2 separate regions of the Mus musculus genome follow, and region 1 is linked to region 2. A link is a loop called in an ENCODE intact Hi-C map of the cell type or tissue named here. Cell type or tissue: left cerebral cortex. All regions are shown on one strand. Links, peaks and the distances in the headings refer to the core of each region. The heading gives the core; the rest is flanking DNA. Region 1 overlaps 2310043O21Rik (RIKEN cDNA 2310043O21 gene). Region 2 has its middle 20 kb from the start of 1100001I12Rik.

Region 1 (2,912 bases), core at 154-2,653, 60 kb after region 2:
ATGCCCCTGGTCCCTGCCCCTCTAAGAAGAAATGTAATTTAAGGGTTGGCTTCTTGTGAGCGTATCGAGGGTAAGCTGTGGGTCTCAGGCTCTAATCGATGGTGGACTTAACTCTGTCTTCAGCTGGGCGTGGTGGTGCACAATTGCAATTCCAACATCAGCAGGCAAAGACAGTTTGTCGACAAGTTCAAGTCCAGCCTGGTCTACGTAAAGACTCCAAATTAATCAGTGCTACATAACGAGACCCTGTCTATAAACAAACAAACGAATAAATTCTGGCTCTGACTCTCTGAGAGACAGTGACGAGCCAGGTCCCAGAGCCACTCAGCCACCACATTGGTGCAGTGTGTGTGGGAAGGTCCAGGGGTCAGGCACTCAGCAGGGCTGGCCACGTGTATCCTGTACCTGACAGAAGGTGAGAGTTAAGGTTGGCAAGACTCAGAGTCATTAAATGTCAGCCAGAAAACAGGCACCTTTTCTGGCTAATAATAAAAATTGTAAATAATTTACCAACTGGAGCTTGGAACCTACTCTTGGAAGGGATGTGATGTTGGAGCAGGCCTGCCTGCTCTTGGATGATCGATCGGCTGAAGTTGGTCTAAGGCCCTGTCGCTTGTCAGGACCATTGCCAGAGCCCTCTTGCCCCTCCAAGCACTCTCTCTTTCTCTCTCTCTCTCTCTCCTCTCTTCCCCCCTCTCTCTCTTTCGTGTGTGCGCGCACGCTCTCTCGCCATGGTTTGTTGAGTGTGTAGACTGTGCCAGCAATGAGCAGACTTTCGGTAAAGCATTACGCTGGTGTGACTGGGGACATCCTGACAAGATAATATTTGAATGCAGACACGGTAAACAGTGAACTACTGGAACGATCTAACCTGTGTGGGCCTCACTGAATCCGTTGAAGCTGCTCCTGCTTGGTCAGCTTTCAGGTTTCTCCTTGCCTTTGGACTTAAAGTGAACCAGTAGTTCTTCCCTATGCCTCCATTCGGACTTGAACCCTTTCCTCTCCTGGGTTCAACATGCCCTCTTCCCGATCTTGGCTCCATTTCTCTAGAGAGTCCTGACGATACATCTGTTTTCTGTTGTCTCTGCCGACAGCCATGGCCACCAATCTGCCATAATGGTGGCCCCTCTTTACAAAGGCCACTTCACCTGGTTTCTCTCTCTGGGTTCCGCTGTAAGCACGGCCTCAGAGGTCTGATTGCCAAAGGGCCTGGCTTTATCTTCCTGAACCTTGCTCTGCTAATCATTGCTCCGTGTCTCCAGGTGACTTTCTCTCTGCCTATAAATGTGCCCTAATCTCCAGGGACTTCCTGTCACTCTCCAGCAAAGGTCACATTTCTGAAATCTCATCTCCTTAGTGCTCAGTGGTTTGAATTTGAGGAACTTGTTTCTGGTTCTACTGGGTCTGTGTGAAATGACTCTGACTTTTCTGTGCCTGTTTTCTTATCTGCGGTCGGAAGCTGGGGTTATGTCTTCAGTGGCCTTGAGAGTAAACTGCAATAGCAGAGACCCTTGTCCTGAAGTGTGGACAATAAATGTTAACTCACCCTCTCACCTCCTTCTCCTCCCTGGGCACCGCGGAGCCTGGCTCAGGCCCAACGGCTTTCAAGAAGCTGCCATGTGAGTGGTGAGTGGGTGTGTTCAGCCCTGGGTCTCTGCCCAGGTGCAGCACTTGATATTCTAGGACGCTGACTTCCCCTTCCCGGAGGCTCCTCTCCCTCGATTGCCACTCGCTGCTGAGCACACCTGGCACCAGTCAAGGCTCAGGATCACACACAGGTGCTCACATGCTTACACAGGTAGGAACATTCGCACCCAGACACGAGTGAACACAGGAGTGGGGCACAGGAGTGGGGGCTTTTTCTTCCCATCAAGCCTTTGGTCTTGCAGACACTGCTGTTCTCGTCACCATAGAAGGCTAAGCCTTGTTTATATTGCCTCATCCTGTGAGGCGCCTCTTAGGAACCCTTCCTAACACCTTTTTCTTTCAGAAACTAGTTGACTCGTCTCTTCTTGGTTCTATGAAATGTCCCACATCATCCTATAGTGTGTGTGTGTGTGTGTGTGTGTGTGTGTGTGTGTGGACAAAACCTAGGGCGTCGTGCATGTTAGACAAGTGCCCTAATATCGATCAATCTCCATGACTTTGACATTTTATTTTATTTTGGAATAGTCTCTAAGTTTCCCAGGTTGGCTTCAAACTTGTGACCCTCCTACTTGAGCATTCCCAGAGGCTGGGGTCACATGGACTACCATGTGGTCCTGGTTCTATAATCCTCTCTATGTGAAATGACTAAGAGACCTTTATGGTGAGGATCTCTTCTTCCTCCTTGAGTTTCTAACTCTTAAATCAGTGCCAGATTCATATTTCCAAACATTGTGTTTAATGACTCTAAATAACCAGTTTATGAAGTCAATATTCACTCATATTCCCTGAGTCTTAGCTAGGAAGATGCAAGCCAGAGATGACTTCCAGGGAGCCAGAGGGTTAGAAATAAATCAGAAGAAACCAAGCATGGTGGCAGACTATAATTTCCAGCACTCTACAGCCAACCTAAATGCCACATAATGACTAACAGGTCAGCCATGTTATAGTGAGACACTGTTTCAAACAAACAAACAAACAAGAATTCTGTGCCTGTGTGTGTGTGTGTGTATGTGTGCACATGTGTGTGTGTGCGTGTGTGTGTGTGTGTGTTAGAAAAAGGAAAACAGTCGTGATATGGTTGGACAATGCTTTGGACAATAGCTGGGAGAGATTATCAGGGTCTGGCAGGAGTTGTGGGGTGGTTGTCACACACAGAAACTCAGATCAGAGAGAAGGGGCTGAGGCGGCAGCTTAGTGGGTAAGAACACTGTTGGTGAAAACAGGAGAACGTGAGTTTGAATCCCCAGCACCCATGTAAAGCCAGG
Region 2 (2,912 bases), core at 149-2,648:
TAGACTTGAAAGTGTTTCTCTATGTTAGATCTGTATACACCCAGTCTCCTGAAGAGAGGCAGAAGCCCCTCCCCCGCTTTCATGGCTTGTAGTCATACTGTACCCCAGGGACCTAGCTATTGCTTATGCTATCTCCTGCCAGCCTCTGTCCTCAGCATCCCCTCTCTCATTCTTGGCATGCACCCTTCCCTCAGTGCCCTCCTTTTCTCTGCCCTCATGGCTCTGTTCTCATCTGTCTGCCAGTCTATATGCCCACTCATCTCCCTCTACCCTTTACCCAGGTCCTCACTCTTCTCCCCTCCCCTAATAAACCTCCTTTAGACCAGATCTGCTGTGTGGCTTAATTTCCTAGGGCACACCTCGGCATGGGCCTGCCAAAGGTCCACATTATATTTCATAATACACAGCTCTTACTCTGATGGATTGCAACCATTTAAATTATCTAATATTTATACCAGTAAAGACACAGGAAGCATAAACTGAGGTAAAAACCTGATAACTCAGCAAGGTAACTTTATTTTCTGAACTATATACAAAGTATCTACTTACCAGCCTGATTCTCCAACTAAGCTGCTAGCGCTTTAGGAACATCTTTGTATGTCCCCCTACTGAGCTAGTCTGCCTTTCTCTTGAGATTCTCCCAAGCTAGAAGAGCTCCTTAGCTCTCTTTCCTAGAGTTCTGTTTTACCCGTGTCTTGCCATGTGCTTCTCTGTAGTTCCTACAGGCCCACAGAGAGAATCTTCATCCCTTGCCTGGAGCTTCTTCCATAAAGGCTCTTCCAAGCCAAAAGAGGGAGTGAGGTCCAGTTGCTATAAAAGAAGTCTTTAGCTCCTCCTAGACCCTTGGTAGGTTGAACCAAGTCGCCTCACCATTATGGTGGTAGGGGTCCCAAGCCAACACAGTAGGCCAAACCTTTACATGGGGTAGCTCAAAGGCATCCAGCTGACTTTGCCTCAGGTCATAGGAGAAAGACCACAAACCCTCTCCTAAGCATTTGCCTTAAAATAGCTTAAAATAGGCAGGCGCTTTCCAGTCTGTAGCATTGTTATCTATGGAGGCTTTCAGAGGCACACCCAAACTGCATCTCTTCAGGACACGCCTAACTACATCTTACTACACAATATCTATTTAAACTTTTATATTTTGCTAACAATTAAGTTTTCTATGTATAATGATCACATACCCTGCAACAATGGGTTGTAGTGGGAAGCTGGTAAGACAGAGGGGTAAGAGCATGGTCACAAAGGGAACCACATTCATTGTGTACCTGAATGCACTAAATCCAGAGAATTTAATGACTTCCACAAGATGGCAATATTTCGCAGCAATATAGGGAGGAAAACTTTGGAATGATGATATGTCAGTTACTTTTCTGTTGCTCTGATAAATGCTCTGGCAAAACAATTTTCAAGAGAAAAGGTTAATTATGGTTCACAAGTCCCATCAAAGTTGGGAAATCTACAGATCCACAGAGAAGGAGCTTGAAGCAGCTGGTCACAACTGTTGGTGATAGGGGTACAGGAAAGAACCAGGATATGGTTAAGGTCTTTTCTGTAGGAGAGAGAGAGAGAGAGAGAGAGAGAGAGAGAGAGAGAGAGAGAGAGAGAGAGAGAGAGAGAAAGACTGAACATGGCCAGGGTGGCAGAGTGGGAGAGAACAGTGAAGATGGGAGATGGCAAGAGATGGAGATAGAGAATATAGCCAAGGAAAGTAAGAGAACAAGAGAGAGTAAGGTGGAACAAGAGAGGACAGAGTGGGTAGCCAGGTTATAAGGAGGGGGGCCTGTGAGCTTCAGGGAGTTTAGGGGAGGGAGGAGGCCAGAAAGGCTAGGATGCTGGTGTGGACTTGGAAATGTATCACAGGCACTGGTGATGCTGAGGGAGCCTGGAGGCCAGCATGGGCTGTGATAGGCACCACTGTCACCATGTGTCCCTTCTGCCAGAGACCACACCTTCTGGCACATGGGAACCAGTTTCACAAGGAAACTAAGGAACGCTAGCTTTTATCTAACTGCCAGAAATCCTCCTGTAGTCCAGGCTGAGCTCATTTCTGCGCCTTCTGGGGTATTGGGAATTAAGAGTTTCCTTCGCACCTGACAACACTGAATCTACAATCTGGAAGCAGACATTGATTAATGCCTATGTTTAGCTTAATTTTTCACTTATACAGTCTGGGATCCCCTCCAGGGAATGGAGGGTCACCCACTGTGAGTGAGTCTTCTCACCTCAATAAAATCCCACACAGGCAAATTCAGAGAACCACATACTGAGCTAGAGGCCCGTCTCACTTCAAGGCACCCTGTTTTGGAAACAAACAAAAATATCTTTAATTCCAGAAGTCAGGAATACAAATTAGTAATCTTTATATTATTAAAGGTAAAAATATCTTTAATCCCAAAGGCAGGTGGATCCCTGACAGTTAAAGGCCAGCTTGTTTGAGTTCCAGGCCACCCAGGGTTATATAGTGGACCCCCCTCCCCTTCCCCCCCAAAAAAAACCCACCAACCTACCTAAAAGCAAACAAAAAGGAAGAAGAAGGAGGAAAGAGAAGGAGGAAGAACAAAATGGTAATACACTTTTGATCTTACTTTATCCCAAATAAATGTTTGGTAGCACATACACATATATGACAATATTCTTAAGTGTTGATACAGACAGACAGACAGACAGACAGACAGACAGAGGTGTTTTATATATATGTATTTAAGTATGCAATAGAGCCAATTGATTTTGAACTGAAATGTATGAAACAGTAAACACAAGTAAAGCTGTTTTTCCTTCCAGCGCTCTCTTTGAGACCGAGTCTCTCTGTGTAGCCCTGGCTGTCCTCGAACTCTGTTTGTAGAGCAGGCTGGCCTGGAACTCACAGAGACATGCCTGCCTCTGCCTCCAGAGTCCTGGGATTTAAGGTG

What was found. A loop is a pair of places that touch in the nucleus more often than their neighbours do. Peaks named below come from ENCODE experiments on the same cell type or tissue, not always from the same donor. Only the 100,000 strongest peaks of a DNase experiment are listed, where the experiment ranks them.
Region 1: a loop joins it to region 2, with 1.9 times the contacts of the local background. A loop is called at or near these places in 2 of 42 quality-filtered maps.

What each region holds. Positions count from the first base shown.
Region 1 is chr15:38,566,083-38,568,994 of GRCm38, reverse strand. All of the region lies in intron 2 of 2310043O21Rik (RIKEN cDNA 2310043O21 gene), which reads left to right. Gm41309 (a long non-coding RNA gene) reads left to right here. Exons shown (of 3, transcript XR_875194.2): 3 at 1-463. Among named protein-coding and RNA genes, the nearest start is that of 2310043O21Rik, 27 kb to the left of the region's middle. In left cerebral cortex, for the core only: no CTCF peak of the experiment used is centred there; a DNase peak (open chromatin) is centred at 1,624.
Region 2 is chr15:38,625,855-38,628,766 of GRCm38, reverse strand. No RefSeq gene overlaps it. Among named protein-coding and RNA genes, the nearest start is that of 1100001I12Rik, 20 kb to the left of the region's middle. In left cerebral cortex, for the core only: a CTCF peak has its summit at 1,304 (motif pointing right); a DNase peak (open chromatin) is centred at 1,233.